3 separate regions of the Homo sapiens genome follow, and all the other regions are linked to region 2. Evidence: chromatin loops called from intact Hi-C (ENCODE). Cell type or tissue: ascending aorta. All regions are shown on one strand. Links, peaks and the distances in the headings refer to the core of each region. The heading gives the core; the rest is flanking DNA.

What was found. Peaks named below come from ENCODE experiments on the same cell type or tissue, not always from the same donor. Only the 100,000 strongest peaks of a DNase experiment are listed, where the experiment ranks them.
Region 1: a loop joins it to region 2, with 2.6 times the contacts of the local background. A loop is called at or near these places in 5 of 110 quality-filtered maps.
Region 3: a loop joins it to region 2, with 2.4 times the contacts of the local background. A loop is called at or near these places in 3 of 110 quality-filtered maps.

The regions. Positions count from the first base shown.
Region 1 is chr7:18,973,592-18,981,647 of GRCh38, forward strand. HDAC9 (histone deacetylase 9) reads left to right here. Exons shown (of 26, transcript NM_178425.4): 25 at 2,215-2,362. Among named protein-coding and RNA genes, the nearest start is that of HDAC9-AS1, 76 kb to the left of the region's middle. In ascending aorta, for the core only: no CTCF peak of the experiment used is centred there; no DNase peak of the experiment used is centred there; H3K27ac peaks cover 4,066 bases.
Region 2 is chr7:19,103,568-19,111,623 of GRCh38, forward strand. LOC124901597 (a long non-coding RNA gene) reads left to right here and starts at 3,361. Exons shown (of 3, transcript XR_007060241.1): 1 at 3,361-3,433; 2 at 7,985-8,056. In ascending aorta, for the core only: no CTCF peak of the experiment used is centred there; DNase peaks (open chromatin) are centred at 2,995, 3,334, 3,974 and 4,884; H3K4me3 peaks cover 3,272 bases; H3K27ac peaks cover 3,148 bases.
Region 3 is chr7:18,788,560-18,796,615 of GRCh38, forward strand. HDAC9 (histone deacetylase 9) reads left to right here. Exons shown (of 26, transcript NM_178425.4): 17 at 4,786-4,893. Among named protein-coding and RNA genes, the nearest start is that of HDAC9-AS1, 110 kb to the right of the region's middle. In ascending aorta, for the core only: no CTCF peak of the experiment used is centred there; a DNase peak (open chromatin) is centred at 4,852; H3K4me3 peaks cover 2,155 bases; H3K27ac peaks cover 2,017 bases.

The DNA.
Region 1 (8,056 bases), core at 1,528-6,527, 130 kb before region 2:
AGTAAGATAAAGAAAGGCCAATCATGAAATATTAGAGCTGGATAGTATTTGGCATTGTGATCTAGCGAAACTAGGCCCTGGGAATGGAACTGTCAATTCAGAAATAACTTTCAAAGTTGAGAGATGTAGGGTAGGCCAAAGATACATTTTCAACCTCCCAAATCTCTCTTAGTGTCTTCTCGTTTCGATTCTGTTACTTCGTTTTGGATTAGACATCATGGTTTCCCACTTGGACTTTTGCCAAGATGTGAAATTGGTCTTCCTGCCCCCACTGTTATCACCTTCCAATCCATCACCCATAATCTCTCCAAAGGGATCTTTTAAAAACATAAGCCTGATTCTATACCTTGTCTGCCTAAAATGCCCCCTGATCATCCTCAGGTTGAAGTCCAGGATCATCAGAGTGTCATTCAAGAGTGTGTATTAATTAGCCCTTGCCTACCATAGCAGTCTCATCCATCCCACTCCAGACTCTTCCTATGTTCTAGTCATTCCCAGCAGTTGACGGTCACCCAGTAAAACACAGAGACTCCAGTCTCTGTATATTTGTATGTGCTGTTTCCCCTTCCAGGGATATCCCATGACCTCACTCTGCTGAAGATCAAGAAAAGATTTGGAAAGGCAATCAAGACATCAGGATGATCAACTATTAGGTTTTTAGGAGCACATTTGCACTCTAATTTCTAATGATCTTTCAAATACTCAGTCAAGTGTTATTTTTCCTGGCAAGTCTTCCCATACTTTTCCATCATCTTAAATACGTGTTCTACTTATTCCCGTTCAAGGTCACTGTGGGCATTTTACACACAGAATTGTAATTCTTAACTAACAGGGCTGTCTCAACTGGACCATGCATTTCTTGGTGTTAGGGAAGCATCTTTGTGTCCTCGACATGTGGAAAAGCCTTAGCTTCTACAAAATGTTAGTTTTTGGATTCATTGACAGAATTGTTATTGTTTGGTTCAAATTAAAAACTTTATGATTCTCAGACTTTGGTCAGAATAAGGGATCACAGCAAGTTAAATAGTAATGGACACCTATGTCAGATGGTCTTGTTGGCATGGGGAACAGATGGGGAGACTTAGTATCCTCTCCTAATGTGACATCTGTTCCTCTATGAAACAGTAAGAAATAAAGGCCACTCATAAAATGTTAGAGCTGCAAGAGACTTGAGGCATCTCCCTATTTCAGAGACAGAAATAAAGTCCTGAAAAGCCTCACTAATGTCATTGGGATGGCAGTGCTGGGTCCAGAACCCTGTTATCTTACTGCCCAATCCAGCGTTCATCCATTTGCCTTTTCCACTCAAACAAGGCTTTTTCTTCCAAGAAGTAAGCAAACACTGCATACCAAAGTTCTTGCCAACTAGTCAGGCTGCAGAGATAGTACTAACCTGGTGAGTCATGTCAGCACCTAGGGAGATTCTCCTGCTTTGATTTGGGGCTACTCATCATTTCACAAAAAAATAGCCTAAGGGCTGCAAGAAAGCCATTAACTATGCTCTTTCATATTTATCCCATTGGCATGTTCTCATGAAATGACCTTCTATTTTCCTCTCTTTCTCCTTTCCTGCCTCAAAAAAAGAAACATCAGTATGACATATGGATGGGCTCCAACATCAGCCAGTATATATATTAAAGTTTTAAGTCAATTATTGTTCTAGTACACACCCTGAGGTTGAGAAAGAAAGAACATCCAGGACTAACAAACCTGATTGTTCTGGCAAAGTTGCCATTCAATTCATGCTGGCATTTCTGGGCTTTTCTTTTTCTTTAATATTCCAACTTCATTTTCTTAAAGTTAATGATTCAAGTAGCAATGTTTAACAGTACGATTCCATTCATGTTCTCTGTAAGAGTGCTGCCTCCTGGTCTCTTGTGGGTTTCCCAGGGAGCGTGAAGCCCGGAGTTTGCTTACTTAGTTGCAGAGACAGCTGTCAGTCTGAGGGTGAGTTCAGTAGGCCATGGATTATTCCTCACTTTATTGCTGTGTAAGCAAGAGGGAGACTCAGCTTGGGAATATGGGCACTTCACAACTTGGCATTCTTATATTGAGAAAAAGACCCAATCATAACAGTTAAGAAACCAAATTACAACTGTGTATAACATGGGGAATTTTAACTTAACAACTGCTCTGAGTTGGACGTATGTGAGTATTCTGATTATTACTGCTGTAATTACAATTCTTATGAAGTATGATGGATGTTTTTCCTAGGCAAGTATTGGAAGTCAGTAAGGATGGTGGCTGTGCCAAGGGGCTGTGCTCTGGCTGGTGCTCAGTTGCAAGAGGAGACAGAGACCGTTTCTGCCCTGGCCTCCCTAACAGTGGATGTGGAACAGCCCTTTGCTCAGGAAGACAGCAGGTATGAATCCAACGTGCGGGAATAATCCGGGTCAGTCATATCCAGGCTCATCGTTGATATTTGTGAATCTTCCTCCTGGCTTTCCTTCACCTGTCTCCTCCACTTCCACCACCTGTCCTCTCCAAAGCCACAGATGCCACAGCACATGCTTTAGGCTATCGAGAATTCATTGCTTCATTCTTCATGTGAAATGCAGAGCTGGAGCATGTGGTTGCAGTTCACAGAGAAATAGAGGGGATGAGATAAATGGTGAGAAAAATCACGCCTTATCAGATAATTGAGTGCAGATCGTTATGGAAAGAGCTGCTTGTGGGCTTAACTCCTTTTCCTAGTTATCTCTGTTTTTCCAGATGTTCTTTTTCTTTCTCTAATCATTTTGAAATTGCTGATATAACAAAGAGAAAGAGGAGAGTAGAAGATGGAAATAATGCTAGACCGTTGGATAGCCAAAATACATACACACTCCTTACGTGGCTGTCCTTGAGGTCCAACAACTGGATAAAGGGGGAAGTTGCCTGCAAAGGAGACAAGAGACTGTGTGTAAAGGACTGTGTGAACTTGGGGCTGATTTTATTTCATTTTGGGATAGGACAGAATTGGTTTTAATGTATCTTCTTATGAATATAGATTTCTGGAGAAAAAATACAGTGAAACTAAGATTTGATTCACTTGTTCTCTTTTTAAGGAATGTTTGTCAGTTTGTGCATTTGGTGTTCATCATTCAGTTCTACAGAAAATGGTACATTCAGAATTTCTTTGAAGTCTACCAAAGCCACCATAAATGTACATAAATATTGGTGATTTCTATGGCTGACTTCAAGGTCACATTTCCTCAATTTAAAAATAAATCAGGTGAGGCTTTACTAAAGCTCTGCCAGCTTGCACTCTTAAATTGCTCCTGAGAAGGAAATCAGACTCCCTCCGTCAATAACATCACCATTAATTACGCAGATCCTGCTACTAGTGCACAGGTTGGCAATTTTCCCAAGAATGCACAAATACGAACAGTTCTACTTTCTTGCTTTTACTGGATACTCAGAGTTTAATGGATTTAACATCTTGTTTTGGCCAAGAACAGGAGATAAAATGAATAAGAGATTTTATTTTTATGCAATTATTTTCTCTTACCATAACCACTTAAACAGCAGATTAGCAATAAGGGGGAAAAGTTGTATATTACTCTATTGAAAGATAACTTTATATGAATATCTAGAGCATAAGGGAAAACTTACTTTACATCTTTGATAATAAGAACTAACCCCCTGCCGTTCCCAGCTAAGAACTGAACCAAGTTCATAATCCAAAGGTGTTGCAATTATTCCGAAGGCCAAAAACAGTTAGTTGTCTGTCATCTGAGAGCCATAAAACTGAGGAAACTAACATCTGTTAGTGTTGGATATAAAAGGAGCATAGCTATTCTTTAGAATTTAATATAGAAAAACGAAGCTAAATTCCAACCTGAGTGAAATGAATTGTAAATATTTTTGCCTGTTAAATTGCAGAGCTTAGAATAATTAACAATAATAAGTGATGTTATGAGCCTCAAGTAATATAAAAATCTCAGCAGTTTGGCAGGAATTGGCCCTGTAGGCAAAGTTGTTTATCCTCAGGTAAATAGTGTGCTTGACTCATGGTAGTCTATAGAGATTTAACCTTGGCTTCAGTCCACAGTGATTTTTATTTTAAGCTTCATCTGATGGCAGAGAGAGAATGTGAATGTTCTGATGTGCAGGAAAGCAGAGTCAAAGAGTGTAGCCTGGTTTCATGTTCATTTATCACTTTTAGACAGATTATATCTATTGTGATTGATTTTTCTTGTGGGAAGAAAAATAGTTTTGCTTGAAATATTTCTGATGGCTTTGAACTGAACTCCCTTTTTCAGCAGAGGAAAAGAAGAATTCTTCTAGAACTGGCTCTTGCATTTCAATTGAACCATGCATGAATTTCCTCAGAGACAGACAGACAGACACACACACACACACACACACACACACACACACACACACAGAAAGAGAGAGAGAGAATGCTCTGAAAAGCCACAGAGCATTTACTCTTTTCAGGGGAATACTATCAGTATTGTCCCCCTACTCAAACAGGAAAGATGGCTTTCAAAATGAGATAAAGTGGCGGAAACGTTTCTGGGCTTTTCTTATGAATGCAATATTATAAGCACACAGGAAATTGAAAAATTAGAAAAATCAGAGAGCTAAATGGATGGAAAAGAGTGAAGGCAAGATTCCTTTTATAGGAAATTCTTGCCAGTTATTTTGGAGAACATATTGGTGTTTGGAGTGAGATGACTCATTTCATACTAAGATTTTGGGTAAAGCAGCTCTTTTCCTGGCCAACTCATATCTGACTCATTTACCACTAGTGAATAAGGGATAAAATGCTCCTGGCTAAGAACCATTGTAAGTATTTTTTGTTCGTTTTTCTTGGATGGGGGAGGGGATGACAACACAGTGCAGATAGTCATTTCGTTTTTATAACTACATTGATGGGCCTTGAAGAATAAATTACTAGGAAAAGGCTGATATGTGGGAATTCCTTTTGGGGATAGTTAATTTTCAAACATAACACATACTTTTCTGGGGGCAAAAGACTTGATCAAAAAAATGATTGATGGGTCAACAAAACAAAACAACACAAAAAATCTTGAAGGGATCCAAGTTATATAGTCAAAGAAAATTAAATATATACGTCTGGTCACATATAGCATACTACTTAGAAGCAAGAAGTTTTCTTATTGTTTGCTAGGAATGTGTACCTTTAAACAATTGTAGTTTGCATTTGTTGACTATCTGTTTCAAAATGCTTCTACTTTGGAAAGGTCAGTACAGTACTCAGGTTTACTCTTGGATATCAGTTCAGGCTCTGCTGAAGATCAAGAAAAGATTTGGAAAGGCAATCAAGACTTCAAGATGATCAACTGTTAGGTTTTTAGGAGCACATTTGCACTCTAGAATGCCTAACTTGGTGACTTTGTGTGTGTGTGTTTTTTTTTTAACTAACACAAAAACCAAACAAACTTGAAAGTTAGATTTGCAGTTGTCATTTTGACCTGTAAATCGTGTTACATTTTTTTTTAACAAAATCCAGAATAGTTGTCTCTTTAATCATTTAACTTTCAACTTTTGGCAACCTTTCTCATGAACGTGATGGTTTCATGTCATTAGATAATACAGAAACATGAGAAAACATATTATTCAAAGTCTGACCACTTTGTTTTTTGGGTAACTATCTAGTTTGTGAATATAACAGTGTAATAATCAGCTAAATCCAAGTATCATCTACCTGAGCTTTGAATGGCTTATCAATAGTTCCAATGACATCAAAAACCCCATTTTCCTGAATCTTAAGATTTATATAGAAATATAGACCATTATTAAATATACATTCATATCTAATGTACTTAGAAACATGATTTTCCTCAAATAGCCCATCCCAATGGGATTGTGTCTCCAAAGGCTTCTAGAAGCTAAATGTTGCACAAATTATTCACCCCTCTTATTTTATTCTATGATACCATTATGTTAAGTACTTGTTTAGGTAACTAAGAACTTATTTAGACAACTTAGATAACTAAGTATGTGCGTTAGGCTGTTCTTGCATTGCTATTATATAAATAGCTGCGAATGGGTAATTTATAAAGAAAAGAGATTTAATTAGCTCACAGTTCCACAGGACTTTCAGGAAGCAAGTTCCTGGCATCTGCTTGGCTTCTCCAGAGGCCTCAGGAAGCTTAAAATCATGGAGGAAGGTGATTGGGGAGCGGGTACATCACATGGCAAAAGCAGAAGCAAACAAGAGAGAGAGTGGAGGGGAAGGTGCCACACACTTTTAAACAGCCAGATCCCATGTGAGCTCAGAGCAAGAGCTTACTTATCACCATGGAGATGGTGCAAGCCATTCATGAGGGATCTGCCTCCATGATCCAAACACCTCTCATGAGGCCCCACCTCCCACACTGGGGATTATATTTCAAAATGAGATTTGGGCAGGAACATTTATCCAAACTATATTAGCAGGCAAATTTTTCAATATAAATTTTGTTTTTAATTTTCATCCAGTGTCAACAAAGCCTTAGCTGAAAATTGAGGTGAGATTTGGAAGCTCCTGGTAAAAAGAAAAATCTGCCCCCTCTTCATTTATCTTTCCTCCTCTTCCCAGGGCCATCATTTTATCTCTATTTTCCCAACGTGTCTAACATGTGGTCTTGAGGTGCATGTGAAGTCTGACTTAGAACATTAGGGATGTTCTAATCCTCCAATGCCCAGTTATGTATTTTGGGGTTCAGTTCTGTATTATTTACAAAACAGTGTTTACTTTGAAAAAAGAAACAAAATTGAATAGAAACGTATATAAAATAAGATGCATAATTTAGCTTCCCATCTCATCTTTTTCTTCACTCCTTCAATCCTATCCTCTTACCACTACAGAGGAAGAGTAGAGCTTGCCTCTAGAGTCTCCACACTTCACAGTTGTTTGCTCAAGGGCAAGTTACTTAATCTCTCTGAGTTTAATTTTCCTCATCTTTAAAATGAGAGAAAAATTTCATAGAGTTGTGAGAATCAAATGAAACAACACATCACAAGAACTTAAAACAATACCTGGCATGTAGTAAATACTTGATAAAACTTGATAAAGGTTTATTATTTTTATTATTTTTCTATCACTTTTCTTCTTCCTCGATTTGTTACACTTTTTCTTGTTCTTCTTGTTCTTGTTCTTCTTGTTCTTCTTCCTTCTTCTTCCTTCTTCCTCTTCTTCTTCCTTCTTCTTCTTCTTCTTCCTTCTTCTTCTTCCTTCTTCTTCTTCTTCTTCCTCTTCTTCTTCTTCCTTCTTCCTTCTTCCTTCTCCTCCGTCTCCTTCTTCTTCTTTTTTTTTTGAGATGGAGTCTCACTCTGTCACCCAGGCTAGAATGCAGTGGTGTGATCTCAGCTCACTGCAACCTCCACCTCCCGGGTTCAAGCAATTCTCTTGCCTCAGCCTCTCGAGTATCTGGGACTACAGGCACGTGCCACCATGGCCAGCTAATTTTTTTTGTATTTTTAGTAGAGATGGGGTTTTACCGTGTTAGTCAGATGGTCTCAATCTCCTGACCTCATGATCAGCCCACTTCTGCCTCCCAAAGTGCTGGAATTACAGGTGTGAGCCACCGTGCCCGGCCTGTTTCTTCTTTTAATATATTGGCCATCATTCAGTAATCTATAATATAAGAATATAGAGCCTATACTTGGGCATCTATACCTTTAGCTGTTCATAGGTTAAATCAATCAGGACTATCCTCCAACCAGCAGAATGAGGAAGAAGAACATGTGAAAATATCAAGTTCATTCACTCTTTCAACACTTTCTGATTATTTCTAGGAGCCAGATAAAGTGTTAGGGGCCAGGATCACAAAGCTGCCTTGTACTCCTCAAAACGTTCACATACCTTTTTACAGCAGCAGTAGAATACTGCAAATTTAATGGCTTAAAACACACAAAGTTTGTCAGTCAGAAATCTAACTAACCCAGGTCTCACTGAGCTAAAAGCAATGTATTGGCAAGGCTGCCTTCATTTGTGGAGGCTCTGGGGAAAAATTGGTTTCCTTGCCTTTTCCATCTTCTGGAGGTTGCCTGCATTCCTTGGCTCATGACCCCTTCTTCCATCTTTAAAGCCAGCAACTTCACATCTATCTGACCTTTCTTC
Region 2 (8,056 bases), core at 1,423-6,422:
GCAAACTGCACTCCTGGTTTTTCTGACCAACAAACAGTTCTGCACAGGCTAGTTAAATTATCTTTCCGGCCGGGCACGGTGGCTCACGCCTGTAATCCCAGCACTTTGGGAGGCCGAGGTGGGCAGATCACGAGGTCAGGAGATCAAGACCATCCTGGCTAACACGGTGAAACCCCATCTCTACTAAAAATACAAAAAATTAGCCAGGTGTGGTGGCGGGCGCCTGTAGTCCCAGCTATTAGGGACGCTGAGGCAGGAGAATGGCGTGAACCCGGGAGGCAGAGCTTGCAGTGAGCCGAGATCGCGCCACTGCACTCCAGCCTGGACGACAGAGCGAGACTCCGTCTCAAAAAAAAAAAAAAAAAAAAAAAAAAAAAAAAAATTATCTTTCCTTTTCCATCAGTCTTGAATTCATATGAGTATTGTTAGTGGTAATTATCCTTATAAAAGGCAAAAATAACGGTCTCAGGGCATTTTTCCACAAGCAAGGCTTTGTATCAGAAATGGTAAAAATCAAAATGAAATCAGAAGTATTTAGAAAGTTACATGTATTCAAAATACTACTATTAGAATTTTTAATTTAAATAAAGACACTTATTTTCAGTCAGGAAGCAAAATGATATAATAGCCAAATAGTAATTCTTATTCCTATAACTTGGCCTTTACAACTTACCAGGTGTTAAGTCTATACATAGAGTAGTGTCCAGTCTCATTATTTAAGAGACAGTCGTGTTCTTGTTATCTGCTTTGTTTATCTAAAACTTTGCAGTAAAAGAAAATGATACTGAGCCTTGGGGAATCCTTGTTCAGCTGAAGAAAATGAGTAGTTCTGGTACCCAGGCCAATTTTAGATTTTACTATCGTACTTAAAGTACAAAAATCATGGTTCCAAGTAGAGAAAAGAATGCTAGACTAGGCCAAATTATTCTTGGGCAAATGTCTCAAACATATTGGGCTTCGAGTCCTTCATGTAAATTAAATAGTTAAATTAAATGAATCTAAACACTAGGAGAAATAGAAATTTTATTCCAATGTTGGAGGCCTATTAATAACCAAACAAAGAAGGTATGGAAATCACCATCAGGTGAAAGTTGGCATTGGAAACCACTTGTCTTAGGAGGGAGAAAGAGGCAGCCAAAGCAACTTCTGAAAGCCTTGTGAAGACAACCTCAGTGAAAATCGGAAATAACGACAATAAAGTCAAACCGGTTGTCAGAGTTTATCAGAAGAACGGTCCCAAAGCAGTACCTGACCTGACCGGCCAACTAACCTGAAATTCAACAGTTGAAGTTTGAGTGGCATATTTATAAAATCAAACGTCTTCTGGAAGCTACATGTAAAAACGAAACTGTAGCTTATGAATAGAAGAAGTGGCTACCAGAAGACTCTACCTATATTTTGGAGTTCATTTTAGGTCACATATCATTCTTGTTTGTCACAGCCAACTATGGAAATAACACTACCAGTGTCACTTCCCAATAGGTCAGGAAGAATACTTGGAAGAAACATTTTGGAAGGCAGTCGGTGTTTGCTGTTAACAAAAATGGCCACACCAATGTATACCATCTCCCCATTCCACAATGAAATATTATTTGCTACTACAGATATCACAGTTTTATACAGAAAACAAGTGACAAAGATATAGAAGTTCAACACTAATTTCTCCTTACACAAAATACAGGTGACCCCTTTGGCCACCAACCTGTTGCTCAAGCTAGTTTTAGAAACCCTGTCAGGAAGAATAAAAATTTCTGTGGTTTCTGGAACATTTTGGGGGTATAAGGTCTTGACCAGCAAATATGAAAGTATATTGTAAGGTTTCCTCTTAATATCAATACTTAGTATCACATTTTGGGTCTTGTAAGTGCTCACATATGTTTCAGAAACAATTAAATTTTTTATTGACATTTTGGCCTGCCTCCTAAAGATGATATCCTTCAGCTGTTAAACATTTGATAGGTTTGAAGTTGGGAAAGTTTTTTTTATTTAATATTTTTATGCTCTTGAAGATGTACATACAGAAAAGGCAAGAGGTGACCTGAGTCTTTTGAAGTAGTAATCAAACTTTAGGAAAAAGGCAGAGACTTTCAAAAACCTTTCTGGGTGTCTTTTGAGAGAGAGGAGGGAATAATTAGTAGACCTTTGTCATATGATTAAGCTTATCAAATCAGGATCGGTTCTACACACACCAATAAGCTCTGATCTGGTTCCTTGTTTTGTAACATTATAAAGAATGAGGAAAACTTGTGCATTGGAAAATAAATTTGTTTAAAGGGTCTCGAATTAATTAATTTATTTCACCTGGGAAATCGCACTTATTTTTCAACTGGGAAGGCAAACGGCTGACCTTCAAGTTACTAACATCTACAGGACTTGAAAAGAGAAGGGAGTCTGTAACCTCATCAGAAAAGACTGAAACAGTCAGATACTGTTCCCCAAATATTACAGATTTCCTGTCTTATAGGATTCTAAGCAAATAACCAGAATATCACTCCGGGGTACACCTTCCTGTATAAGCAATGCCCTGGACTAGACCCTCCTAACAGCTGCTCTCCAAGTCTCCGCAGCCAATTCCTTCCTTAATTTGCCTTCACTTTGAGAAAGAAAAAAGAAAACAAAATCCCCCCATTCCCCGTTCCCAATCTATTACATTTCAAAGGAGGAGAAAGAACTGGAAAACCCCGTTTCCTTTGAGAAACGCGTCCGCGGCAGCTACTGAGGGTCTGCCCCACCTTTAGCTTCAGGTTGACAACTGCCTTCAGCGCGTTCTCAGCTCAGCTGGCCCTATGGGTCCCCTAAAATCGCCCGAGCGTCCGCCCTGTCTGACCTGCCCCCCTGCCGCGGCGCACATTTCAGCTTTTCAGCTTCACGGTGGAGCTCGCAGTAATTGAGTCGCGAGGGTTATTTTTCCTGGCCTCACCTCGCGGTCCTGAGCCTGCAGGGAGCTTTCGGAAAGACATCGCCCCCTCCCCCTGAGTCCCCGGCAGCTTCTGAACGCTGCGCGGGTCTCCGCCCCGCGGGAACCAGGATTGCGATCCGTTCCTCGGCGGCTAGAGGTTGAGGCCGGAGGCTGACACCACCAGGGACCCAACGGAGGGTTTATTCTGCCCAGCTTCACATCTGGGGGTCAAATCGCATTAAAGCCAAACCACCAACGGGGCAGGGAGCAGGTGGTTAACTGCACAAAATAAAGTTACAGAAAAAACCTCGTTTTGCAGGCGAGTGACTTAGTTTCCCTCTGTAGCTTTGCCGTCATAAAAAGCAAGTCCCTCCCCTCTCCTGAGCTGGAAGGCGGGGAAAGGTTATCAGCGGCTCCAGATGGACGCCCGTAGGCAGGGTCAGTTTAGGAAGACCGGCAGGCAGGCGTATTAGGCGCGCGGGCTCCCATCCTCATGGCTATGGGAAGCAAGTTTCCCTCATCCCTTCTTGGAAGGTAAGAGCTTTGACATCTGGAAGTGTCAGAAATGAGCCTTTTGCCATAAATCATCCTGAAAAGCATTCAAATCAGACAAGCGTCTAGAGACCCTTTAGACACTCCACCCCCAAAATCCTAGATCAAAGTGCAGTTCCTGGAACCATAAACACCTATTATATGCAAAATCCTACTTATCTGGAGGATGCCAAAACTGAGAGTAAAGTAAGGGGTAAGGGGCACTTTTCGCTGTAAATTTCCTATACAAATCTCAAAATTTTTCTTAGCATTGTCAACTACCTTCTTGGAGACAGGCTACAGCGCTTCTAAACCCAATACGCTTTTCTGGAGTCCTCGGAACAGCTGGCCGGGGCTTTTAGCACACGGGACGGGACCTTCGCCTTTGCCTGTTTTTTTTTCGACCAGGAGAAGCAGGTGCGAGAGTCTGGGGCTTAGGAGGTGGAAGGCGGGGAAAGAGAATCCACTAGGTCCTCGTGTAGAGAACAACAGTCGCTCCTTAGATATTACTCCAGGACGGAAACCTGATTGCAAACCGCTGTTCCTTCGAAACTTGCAAAACCCGGAACAGAAAACTCCCGCCCAGCCAATTTTAGCTCTCGCTGAACTCTCCCGCCTGCGTTACGTTTGCACAGCAACTCTTTGTAAATGTCCGAGTCCTCTCGGAGGAAAGATCGTTAGGGCGACGAGAACATTAAGAGGGGACCTGGAGGGCAGATATCCTCGATCCCAAGAGAGCAACTTTGTCGCCTCAGAAAACACGCCAACTTCCCTCCTGCTCTTTCCTTGGTCAACTCAGAATCAACCGATTGTATTGAAATCTCCTGAAATCCCGAACAGGGATTGGCCCAGTCGGCTTCTGAAACCGAGGCCGGGGAATGGCAGGAATGGGGGGCAGAGAGGATCGGAAAGAAGAGTCCTTCCCCCACAGACATTCCCAGCTGGGACACGAGCTCGCTCGCAGCGCGTTTATGGAAAGAGGGGGCGCTGGGAACCGCGCTGGCGGCGAGCAGACTCCAGGGTCGAGATTATTCGACACGTGTCTTTTATTCCTCACAATCCATTTCTTACGGGTGATTTATGAACGAATCTCTTTGATCAGGGACGGTTTTATCTGTCCACTGCTACAGATGACAGATGCGGCTGCTAAAATGCCTGGTCCCCGCTGCCTAAAAGGTTGCTCCCCCCCTTCCCAAATGCTGTTGCTTTTTCTCTGGCGGTCCCCACCCCCTGCTTCTTCGTTCTCCTTCCCTACCCCCAACCCCGTTTGCTGTCTTAGTTGCAATCCCTCTGGGTGGTTAAGTCAACAAAAAAGCGCAGAGCAGGGTCAGTAGGAAGCCAAGGCAGGCATACTTTGGGCACGCCATCCTCCTGATGCCACATTTGTTAGGGTCTTAAGAAGGCCCCTAGCCGGAGACCAGAAGAGCTTGCTCTTAAGGTGGGGGTTGCCTGCCTTCGGAAACTAGAAGATGAGGTCCTCACAGCCAAGTCCCATGGGCCTGGCTCTGCCCAGAAAAGGCTCGTGCTGGGGTAGGGAGCCAGTACACCGGGGGAAGCCTCAGCCTGCGGTTCTGTGCGGGCCGGGGCTCATCAGAACAACCACTTTGGCTTAATTGGGGAGGGAAGGAGGCAGCTGGAAAGGGGGAGAGGGGAGAGGATCACGTTACAGAGCCTCCTAGTCCCTAATAGGTAAAGGAAAGCGGAGTCTCTGAAGCGGTTATTAATAGTAGGGGTGTGTGTGTGTGTGTGTGTGTGTGTGTGTGTGTGTGTGTGTTAGTAGTATTTCATTAAAACCATATCCTGGAACAAAGAGTTGTTCTTTCATGTTTCTTTGCTTTGTTGTTACTCTGACAGGAGTTCTAAAAACAGGATTTTTCCAATCAAAGGATCCCTGGAGTTATCTGCCCCCTCCTAGCCTCCTTTCCCTCCACCAAACTGCTCTTGGTATCATTATCCCGCTATGGATTCTTTCTTATACTCTTGATTTAGCCAGAGGACATTTAATAGCTGATTGGATTAAATGTTGCAGACTCCAGCCTGGGCTATTTGAAAATCCGGGTCGTGGACTGTGCCTAACATCAGAGAAGGAAAACTGATCTATGAGATGTGTTTTAAGTTTCACGTAGTACGGCGGGGAGAGAAGGAAGAGGAAGAAGGGAGTCTCTAGGTTACAAAGTTAGAAGTTTCAAAAGGTGTGCGTTGATGAAGGGTAGGGAGAGAAGTCAGTGGCGGAATGAGGCAAAAGGCAACCTTAGCAAGAAGCTAATAGAAATTTCCTCCATCATAATGTGCAAACGAGATTTATAAGAACACTTTGTAAATATTGCTCTGGATGTCAGGATTCTTCCCCAGGAATGGAGTGCTGACTCCATTAGGGGTGCATCCACAGACCTCTCTGAAGGACTTGTTTGTCATTGCTAAATTTGTGGTAGGAAGATGGTTTCTGCTTCAAGTTTGCTTTCAATAATAGTAACAATTCTTTGATTGGTGTTAAGTTTCAGGAACAAAAGAAGAGAAATGTGGGCTGTTTTTGTCCAGTACTATGTTTAGAAAATGGAGGCATAGCAGTCCCAAAGGAGAGCTTCGCACAGCCAAATCTGGGTGTTGGGGTTTGACCGAGTATTTCTACAAGGACGGGAAAACCTAGAGAGGCAGGATCTGATGCTCCTCAGTGACCAGGACCTCTGTGAGCTACAACCAAATAATATGATATGCACCCAAAGGTAACAATAAATCAAGGCTAGGAATGACTGGATGGGTATTGAGATTAAATGCTATAGAGAGAAAGAGCCTGTTTATCTGGTCTGGAAATTTTAAAAATTGTCAATCCTTAAAGCTAATATGATCACTGACTATATTTCATTTCTGATTATGCCTGTAGGAAGCCCAAAAAGGAATAAGATAAACCCTCACAGTAAAATTGGATTTAATATTGTGGAAGAAAATACCCTGACTTTTAAATTTTGTTTAAAGTAGAGAGCTATATGGGTGGCTATATAATAACATAAGCCAGATATAATGTCAATTTAACAGAGATTTAGGGATAGTGTTGCATCTAAAAGAAGAGCCACAGCACAGTTCATTGAATATATCGTCTTAATATATGGGTAACAAATATTTAAAACCTTATTGTATGCCAAGACCCTGGCCTGAGCCACATGTTAGCATTCACAGTAACCTCTAAGAACATTCCTATTCAACATGGAGAAAGTAATTGGACTCTCTTCCACATCTGGCGAACTGCTAATTCGTTTTAATTTTGTTTACAAGCTTTCTTCTTGCATAAAAAAAATGCTTCCTCTGTTTACAAGTCATTTTTAAAAATCCTTTTCAATCAAACTGATCATGTATCTTGGTAAAAGCCCTTCCGCATGGGCTCGGGGATTTCAGAGTGCTGGGTCCTGGCCCCATGAGTAAGGGATCACCCGCTCATCTTTCAGCCCATCCAAGCATCTTGGAGGTTTAGAATCTGTCAGGCCTGGCATTCCTTCGCTCTTCTTATCACTCTCTACCCCTTCAAAAAGGCAATTGATTAGTTTCAGCTTTTCCAAACCGAGATCCGATATGTTTTTCAGGATCAAACGTCTTTGAGAAGTCCAGAGAGCAATGTGGGAAGTGGGGAATGTGAAGAAGGAAAACAGGAGGGGGATGGTGAAATTCATCTCTCACCCTAACTCTCCAAAGGAACCTAGGGGATGCGCATTTTGGGCAGGAGATGGAATTGTGACTTCTGGAAGATGCACTTAACAACTTGAGATGTGTCTTCCCTTTCTGAAAGCAAATGTTTAAAGAAGAAAATAGATATCTAGAAAAGGAGGTTGATGATTTATGCCTGGATTTCTCTCCAAGCATTTGCCTTCCTTGTATTTACAGGCGTGTCCCCATTTGCAAGTTGTACGTCTGTTCCTTTCACGTGACATTTCATAAAAGCCCTAACATCTGGGCAAGATAAACTTCCTTCAGGTACCTGCTTAACTTTTCACTTGTCACACTCACATCACCCCCCAAGGCATCCCTTTCTCTCTCCCGCCTGCCTCAGTGGTGGCCTCTGTGGGGGTGCACTTTGTTCCAGTCCTCCCACCTCCCACCCCCATGTCGCTGGCCCCAGTTCCAGCTTCCCACAATATCACCCCCTCCCAGTGCCAACCTTTGCCGTGGCCAGGTTCTTTGAGAGACTCCCGATCCTTAGTCTCCCACTTCAGGCCTGACTGTGCAGGTAAATGAGGGTAGCATTTTGAACCCCAGAAAAAAAGTCATATTTCGATTCTGTCTTCAGACCAAAACCAAACCAAAAGGAAAACTGCCGACTACTCCATACAAACTCACACTTAGGTTCGATAGTCCCTTATACATCTATATATTCCTCAATAAAGTGAAATAAAAGAGCAGCTGATTTTGGTGGTAGTCATTTCGTGAGATTTCCCTCTCTGGTAGATACGCAAACTTCATGTTTTACAGAAACTTAATTTCACTTGCTGGAAATCTCCCCTCCCCCAAGAAGGCTGCCTTCTGGAATGAATGCTTTTAGAGTTGTTTTTTCTTTTCCTAATCTAGAATTTTGTTCCTCTGACTTCAGCCTAAATCGCACGAAGGAGGAGGACACATCCACAAACTTGAGAGCGGGTG
Region 3 (8,056 bases), core at 2,104-7,103, 310 kb before region 2:
GCCTGGCCAACATGGTGAAACCCCATCTCTACTAAAAATACAAAAATTAACTCAGTGTGGTGGCGGATGCCTGAAATCCCATCTACTTGGGAGGCTGAGGCGGAAGAATGGCTTGAACCCAGGAAGCAGAGGTTGCAGTGAGCCAAGATCGAGCTACTGCACTCCAGCCTGGATGACAGAGCGAGACTCTGTTTAAAAAAAAAAAAAAAAAGACCCAAATATCAACCAAAGTGAAGGCTCACCGACCATTTTGTCAACTTACCTGAAACATTTTTCTCTCTCGTTTGCTCACATGTCGCTTTCTGTGTTCCTTGTTTGTGCCGCACCCCTTGAGTCCAGCTTTCTGCAGTCTTTCAGGACCAGAAGAGATGGATTTTAGGTTTTCCTTCCACTCAATGTATTCTATATGTACCCTAATCAACAAGCATGCCTGGTTGTCACAGGTAGAAGGGGTCTCTACTCTGAATCATTCAGAGAAGAAATAATCATATTCTTTCGATGCTATCACTAACACAGGACCGTGATCTGAGACAACCAGGTTCAGTTCTTGATATGTAAAGGAATTTGGGAAAATATCATCTCTCACCACAAAATCTGTATTTTTATGTATATTGAAGCAAAATCCTGTTTTGGTCATCATTTTCTTTACCTTTCTTCTATATCCATCCTAATCTCCCTTTCAGCTCATGTACTATTACTCCTTAATGCACACGCAGACACATACACGCACACACACACACACACACACACAGTCTCTCTCTCTCTCTCTTTCTCCCTTTCTCTCTCTCACTGGGAAAAAGAATAAGTTGTTGGAGAGACAAAGGAGAATTTATGTGCATGGAAAGAAAAATGACAAAGCATATTTTTTCAGAATATAGTAGTTCTATTTTTAAGAATTTGCCTTGCATGTCTTCTCAACTTTAGCAAGACCTTAGTAGTAGGCCACTGTGCTCAGGGTGGCTCCCTGCTCCACTGTCATTTATTTCCTTTCCAGCCTCATCTATTACATCTTGCATTATTTTTCCATTTCCAGAGCCAACTTTATGCCACTGTCCTTCAACTTCCAAATGTGAGGGTGCCTGTCTTCTTATAGTTCCAAACCCTTCTGATCTCTACTTTCATCATTATTGCATTGCCATTTCAGCCCCTTAATCCTGCATATCTGTATGCATTCCAAGCAAATCCTTCTTTCCCTTTTTTCTTCCCCTCCAGCTCCAAAATATCTTATTCTATGCAAGGAACCACTATCAGTTGATGAACTCAACTGTTTTCTCTTACCTATAGTTTTTTCCTACTGTCAAGATGTTCTTCAGCAGTTGAAATCAGAGCTCTCTTAAGGAAGTGGCCCTCTTGATGCTATCACTAATATAGGGAAATTGGTTGGAGAGATTGACAACCAATGAGAGGGACAAAGAGGGAGGAAAAATATTTTTACCATTGAGAATATTGGAAAGTGGATATGGATGTTCTTCTAGTGACACAGATTATAGCATAATTCATGAGTTATGTATCCTGTTTTATCATTGAAGTTCTTATGAAACTGTAACATGGAAAATACATGTGGGGAGCTTTTGGCAGCTAATTTGGCCCTGAACCCCATTTGGATCATCATGCCTTAGGAAAGTATGCTTGTAATTTGACTTATGAACAAGATTTTGGGATTTAATCTTACTATGAACTGAAGAGTGTGCCCTCAAAATTTATGTACTGAAGCTCAAATCGCTAATCTGATTATATTTGACTACCTTTTGAAAGTAATTAAGATTAAATTAGGTCATAAGGTACTGTGTGCTAATCCAATAGGACTGATATCCTTACATGAAGAGGAACTTTAGTACAAGGAAAGGGCATGTGAGGATGTAGCAGATGTGGCCATCTGCAAGCCAAGGGGAGAGTCCTCACCAGTCACCAAATGGGTTGGCACCTTTATCTTGAACTTCAAAGCCTCCAGAATTGTGAGAAATAAAATTTCTTTTGTTTAAGCTACCTACCCCTTGGTATTTTGTTATGGCAACCTGAATGGACAAAGACAAACTTGTTTGTAAATTCAGAATTAAGTACAATTACCTATTTATGAACAGATTATATCCACAAAACTTGACCATTACCGTTTATAAGCATTTATAAACTAAATGTAGGTAAAACATAGGTTGAGGTGGTATTGAGATAAATATTGTTTTTGTTTAAATATAAATAAATTAATGGATGATAAATCCCATAGTTTCCTAAAGAGAACTTCTTTAGGGATAAGCCTAAACATTGGTTATGAGTCAAAATATCAGTCATCCACTGGATACCTATGTGCTCAACATTCTTTATGATCAATAAACATAGCTTTATTATAAAAGTAACCCCCACCCGGCAACTCACAGTAGGTACTCAATGAATGTTAACTGAATTAAAACAAAACTACCATTATTAGTAGAAGTTTAGACACCAAAATTAATGTCACAAACATCTTTGGCAGATAGAAAGGTATGGACAGGCATATGGGTATCACGCAAACGTATTTGTGGCTACCTAATGCCCTTTAGTATGGTCAAAGATACAGCACTCTCTGCTGCTGGAATGTTTTTCTAATCAAGTTCAGTATTTATAATTTTTTGGAAGGAAATTTGCCACTGCTTTAAGAAATAAAGAAAGAAACAAAGCTTATGATGTACTCCAAAGTTGAGTAAAAAGGGCTTAGGAATTTTACATGGTTCTTGAGTCACCGAATACATCTTTTGGAATTTATTTATTTTATTTTTTTGCTTGCTTCCCCAGTAACTTAAATTCTGATTAATGCAGGCTTTTCTTTGGTACTAGTAGCTCTGTAGTGGTGGGAAAACTGACTAAAACCTATATAATACATGGTAAATAATGGTTTTTATTTTTCAACTTGTGCAGTCATCTTCCTTAAGAATATAGCTACACAAAGCTTAAACAACTACTTATTTATATTGGTTCAGTAAAATAATAAAACCTTCAATTTAGAGGGCAAATGATTAGGTCTCAGTGTCCATTTCAATGATTCCTTCACTCTTTAGCTGACAGTGCAGACCATGATGGTATCGACTATGATAGGGGATGCTGGCTCCTAGAAAGCACGGGTTTCTTCAGGAGGGTGATGGAAAGGCATGTGCTGACAGGGTCAGAGTTCTGTGTGAGAGTCCCGTGGTCTTCAGAACAGCCTTTCTAAGCCACAGTGTACTCATTCAATCAACACGTAGGCCTCTACTATGTGCCAGGCTTTACAAAACAGGTATAACAGTAGCTGAAATGGTAGTAGCTAGCTTTTGTTTACCACTTAGTCATTTAATCCTCACTAAAATCGTATGCAGATGGTACTTTAAAAAGTTGGTATTTTCACAGATAAAGGAACCAAGGCACAGAGCCATTAATTAATTAATTCTCCAATGTCACTCAGGTTTTAATGATGAAGCCATGATTTTACCCCACCAGTTTGATTCCAGAAACTTCACTACTATACTGCTGTTTATAGGATCTTGATTTTCTTTTATTATGTATGCACTTATTTACTGTTCTCATTTATTATTTTTGTATTCATTGTTCTTGGTAGTATTTAAGTGTGTAAGAACCTCATGAGAAAAAGGCATGTGAATATTCTTAGAAAACTACTTAGTTCACTGTGAATGTGTGTTGTTATTATTTATTGTATTTGTTCCATGTGATTAGGCCCCTTGCATTTAATTCTCTTTTTTTTTTAAAAAAAAAAAAAAAAGCTTTGTTTTATGCAGAATTTCTCCCCTTTGATCCATTTGGGAAGTCTTGCTATTTACAGTCACAAACTTTGTATTCTATTTCCTGGTGCTTCAAATAACTTATGTGTCCTAAAATTAGAGACTTCTACCATCTGGTACTGTTTTTTTATGTTATGAAGTATTTTATATATTAAAAATATAACATATGATAATTATAAACCACCATTGTTGCTCTTTTCATGTATGCATTATTATGTGTTTTCATTGCATTCATGAAAAAGGGTAAACAGCATTTTATAAAGGGAAATCCAGAATATTGGTACATGCTTTGTTTTGATAATAATGTTCTCTAGTAGATAAGCAACCATCTATTTTACTGGCTTATCCAATTTTAACAATACCAGTTTGAACTGAAACAATCTGACAAATTATACTGAAAGTTAGAAATCTTAAGCTTATACTTTGAACATCACATTTCTCCTTGCAATTTGCTGTTATTGTTTTAAGTGTGAGGACCACACACTCCTTCCATTTAGTTGGAGAACCTGACTTGTGGTTGCTACTTTCTACTCCCTGACTGCTGCTGCTACCTGCCTAATAATTGTGTTTGGCTCCCTGTAAACCTGCAGTCAGAAAGGTATTTGAATTTTCCCCCTCTAGCACTTGCAAATCCGATTTTTATGTATAACTAAGTGCTCTTAGTTTTTACTCTATCTACTACTGGGGCCTGGTTTCTAGCAGGCCTGTAACTAAGCCAGATCCGGCCTATGTAATGCTGTTTGTAATGAGAAATCTAAACAGGGAATGGCAGTGAGGCATGGCAGGAATGTGTTTCCATTGGAGAAGTCAGTGTAGAGAAAAAGTATAAGCAAAGCCATGTCCAGAAGGCCTTTTCAGCTGGCCAAGACGGAAGACTAATGTTATTGTACATAGGCTGTTACCCTGCCAGCCCTTCCTCACAGATTTGCTTTCTCTCTCTGTCCCTCTTCCCCTGCGACCTCTTCCCCTTTTACCCCTTTCATCTCTTCCTTCTCTTTCGCTTTCTTCTTCTGTCTTCGGACTCTGCTGACTGTTTGCTCAGGTGGACAGTGACACCATTTGGAATGAGCTACACTCGTCCGGTGCTGCACGCATGGCTGTTGGCTGTGTCATCGAGCTGGCTTCCAAAGTGGCCTCAGGAGAGCTGAAGGTGAGGTCCGGGTTGCATTAAGTGTGGGAAATCCAGAGAAGAAACTGAAACAGAGATGTTGTTATGTGGGAATTGCGGGGAGTGTGGCGTGGTAATAAAAGGAAGGGCAGAAGGAAGAGGGTAGAGATGGCCACTAAGGTGTGATAATAACTCATCTGTAGGCAGGGAGCAGCTCATCCTGCTCTCAGGGCCTTCTTCTGCCTGAGAACACTCTGCAGTCAGGGCCCACCGGTGTGCATGTAAGAGCACAGAGATAATAAGCAAAGCTATGGTTCAGGTAAAAAATACCTTTAGTATATACATGTCTGTCATGCCATCCTGAGATTCTCTTTTGAGGCAATTTTAAAAATATGATTACTGAGAAGTGTGTATAAGCTCAGAATACCACCCAGAGAGAGGGAGGCAGAGAAAGGTAAATACCAGACGGGAAGGATTGGGAGGAGGAAGGAAATTGTTGATTAGAAGGGTAATGATCCAGAGTGTGTTTTTCCATGAAAGAACTTAAAAAATGAGCTATGCTTTATTGTTCTTTTCTTTTTATGGTCTCTTCTTTTCTACATCGTATGAAAAGAACAATGTCCAAACCCCAGCGTTTCCCAGTCTAAACAATTTATAAAAGCTAGAGACCTGACAGACGTTGACATTTTATTTGGTATTTTAACAGTGCTATTTAAAGGTACGCCATGTGCGTCTTGAATGCAGTTACCCCAATAAACTTTGTTGGTGCTAACACGGCCTTTTAATGCACTAGTTCACACACTTCATGACGCAATCTGGGTCGTGATTGATTCGGTATTTTTAGCAATTGCGGGGCTTAGGGAAATATATTATGACCAATAACATATGCACTGTGAGTTTTGTGAAACCAAGATAAAATGTAATTAGGATTACTTTTCTTTATGTCTAGTGAATTTTTATTCAATTACATGGGACTCTTCCAGTTGTGATTAAAAATGTGGAGTAGGAATGTGCACTTCACAATGCAACGTTTGTCCAAGAAGTCTTTACTCTTAACTCTTTAAAGAGTCAGAGCCTACGGAAATATAATTTTGATAGGGTGAGCTCTATTTAAAAAGTAGATGTGCCTGTATATATTTGACATAAGTAGTATTAGGACATTGCTCATCTCAGGGGATATATGGGGTCATTAATGTGGTGCTTACTCTTCAGTCTTTACCTTTGAAAATGAGCAAATAAAAAGAGGAAAGGAATCAGCCTGTGGAGAGGTTTTGGCTATCTCCCAGTAGAACTTGAGGAAAAATTCTTCCTATTTGAGTGCTTGTGTTGTACTTGCACCACTGCAATAAATTAACACTTTAAAATAAAATTTGAACATCTTATTTTAAAAAGAATCCAAATGGCAGAAATCAGCCAGGCCACAATATTATAATTTTAAAGATTATGCTGGCACAGCTCTTTGATAACAAAGATAATTATTATGTTAGCTTTCACAATTTCTAATTGTTTTAAGTTTGTGTAAGTTTAAGCAATAATTCAGAAACCTTCTCAAGTAGAATGCCCACGTGTTTCAGTCATCAGAAGCATCATTATTAGCTTCACTGTGTGCAGAATTGCCAAATATATGCACGAAGATAGTTGAATAAAAACATAATTCCATGTTTAGAAGTTATCCATTTAAAATAGCCAGTTCCAAACAATGTGTCAACAACACATAGTATGGGCATGCTGACCACCAGCTGTAGTAACATCAGGTATTTATATTGAGAACAACGATTGGTACAAATTTCTTCCCTTCCTCTGGTTAAGGAATCAGCAGGCATGGTTTAAAAAGAAAAGAAAACAGTAAAAAAAAAAAAAAAAAAAAAAAAAAAAGAAAAGCCAGCCTAAGAATCAAGAAATCTTAGTCCAGGTTCCACCACTTGCATAGTGTGTCATTTGTGGCAAATCTGTAACTTTTCTGGGGCTCAATTTCTGGTTCTGCACAATCATCTAGGTGGAATTGATAATATTGAAGGTCATCCATGGCACTGGCATTTTGAGCTATTTGCAAATGAAAAGTGGATATGAATCTCAATTATAACACTATGGCATCCCAAGCGGTAGATATTCTGAAATTTCAGTTTGCTTTGATGAACATTCCAGATTGTGCAGCTGGGTTATCTTTCTGATTGCCAAGTCCATTGTAAAAGTCCAAGATAGGCAGAATCATAACAGAGGCACTGGTACTATGCTGACAGGTCAAGAGACTGAAGCCCTGGGTTGCTAATAATTTGGGTAAGGCTACAGAGATGCCATGGGGGAAAAGTAGAACTCACAAATGATTTGGAGCCATAGTAAAGAACATGTGTAACTGAGGTAGACAGCCATGTTTGTGGACCGCTATTCAACAACCACAAAAACTACCCAGTGCCTACGTGTCCCAGACTCAAATATGATGGGGCTGATATACCTGCAGGCCAGGAGCATTATTACTCATGGTTTGTGGATTCGATTCATTCAGAACTTGGAAGAAAATAGGGAAGCTTATTCAAGGACACTGGTAAGTAATAAGAAATGTGAAAAGAAAAGACTTGAGCATTTTGTTATTCATTTTTCTGCATCTACATTCAGTTCTCACATATTCTATCCCATTCTCCCAGTAAATCAACATTTAATTAAATAAAATTGGCATGTTACGATACCACATCGTATGAGATTGCACTAATTTTTCTTGGAAAATAGAGTAAAATTAAGAGCTTTATTTGAAATATGATGTGCCTGGATATAGTGTGGAAATAAGAGATGAGAGCTAGCTAGAGGAGGTCTCTGAGATCACAGAGGATGAGGACCTAAAAGATAAGAAATGTGCACAAAAAAAGAAAATGCCAGAAAAAATTGTATGACTTGGAAATTTTGTTTGATGCTGAACTTGACCATGGCTAACCTCCTAACTTTTGATAGGTCCTTTCCTTTCTTCCCCCAGGGGATATTGATGAGCTGAAGGAATTAGAAGAATGAACCAGGCACAGGGGGTGGGTTTCCTGTTAATGCTTAAATAGAACATGTGCAGCAAACTATATCAGCAAATTGGTATATTTTTTGGCACAGCATAGACCTGCTCAGTGGAGCTCAGTGAAAATCATGGGGACTTTCAGACTTTCCAAGTTTTTAAACAATACATTTTTAAAAATACATAAGAAGGAATTCCTCAAATTTACAGGTA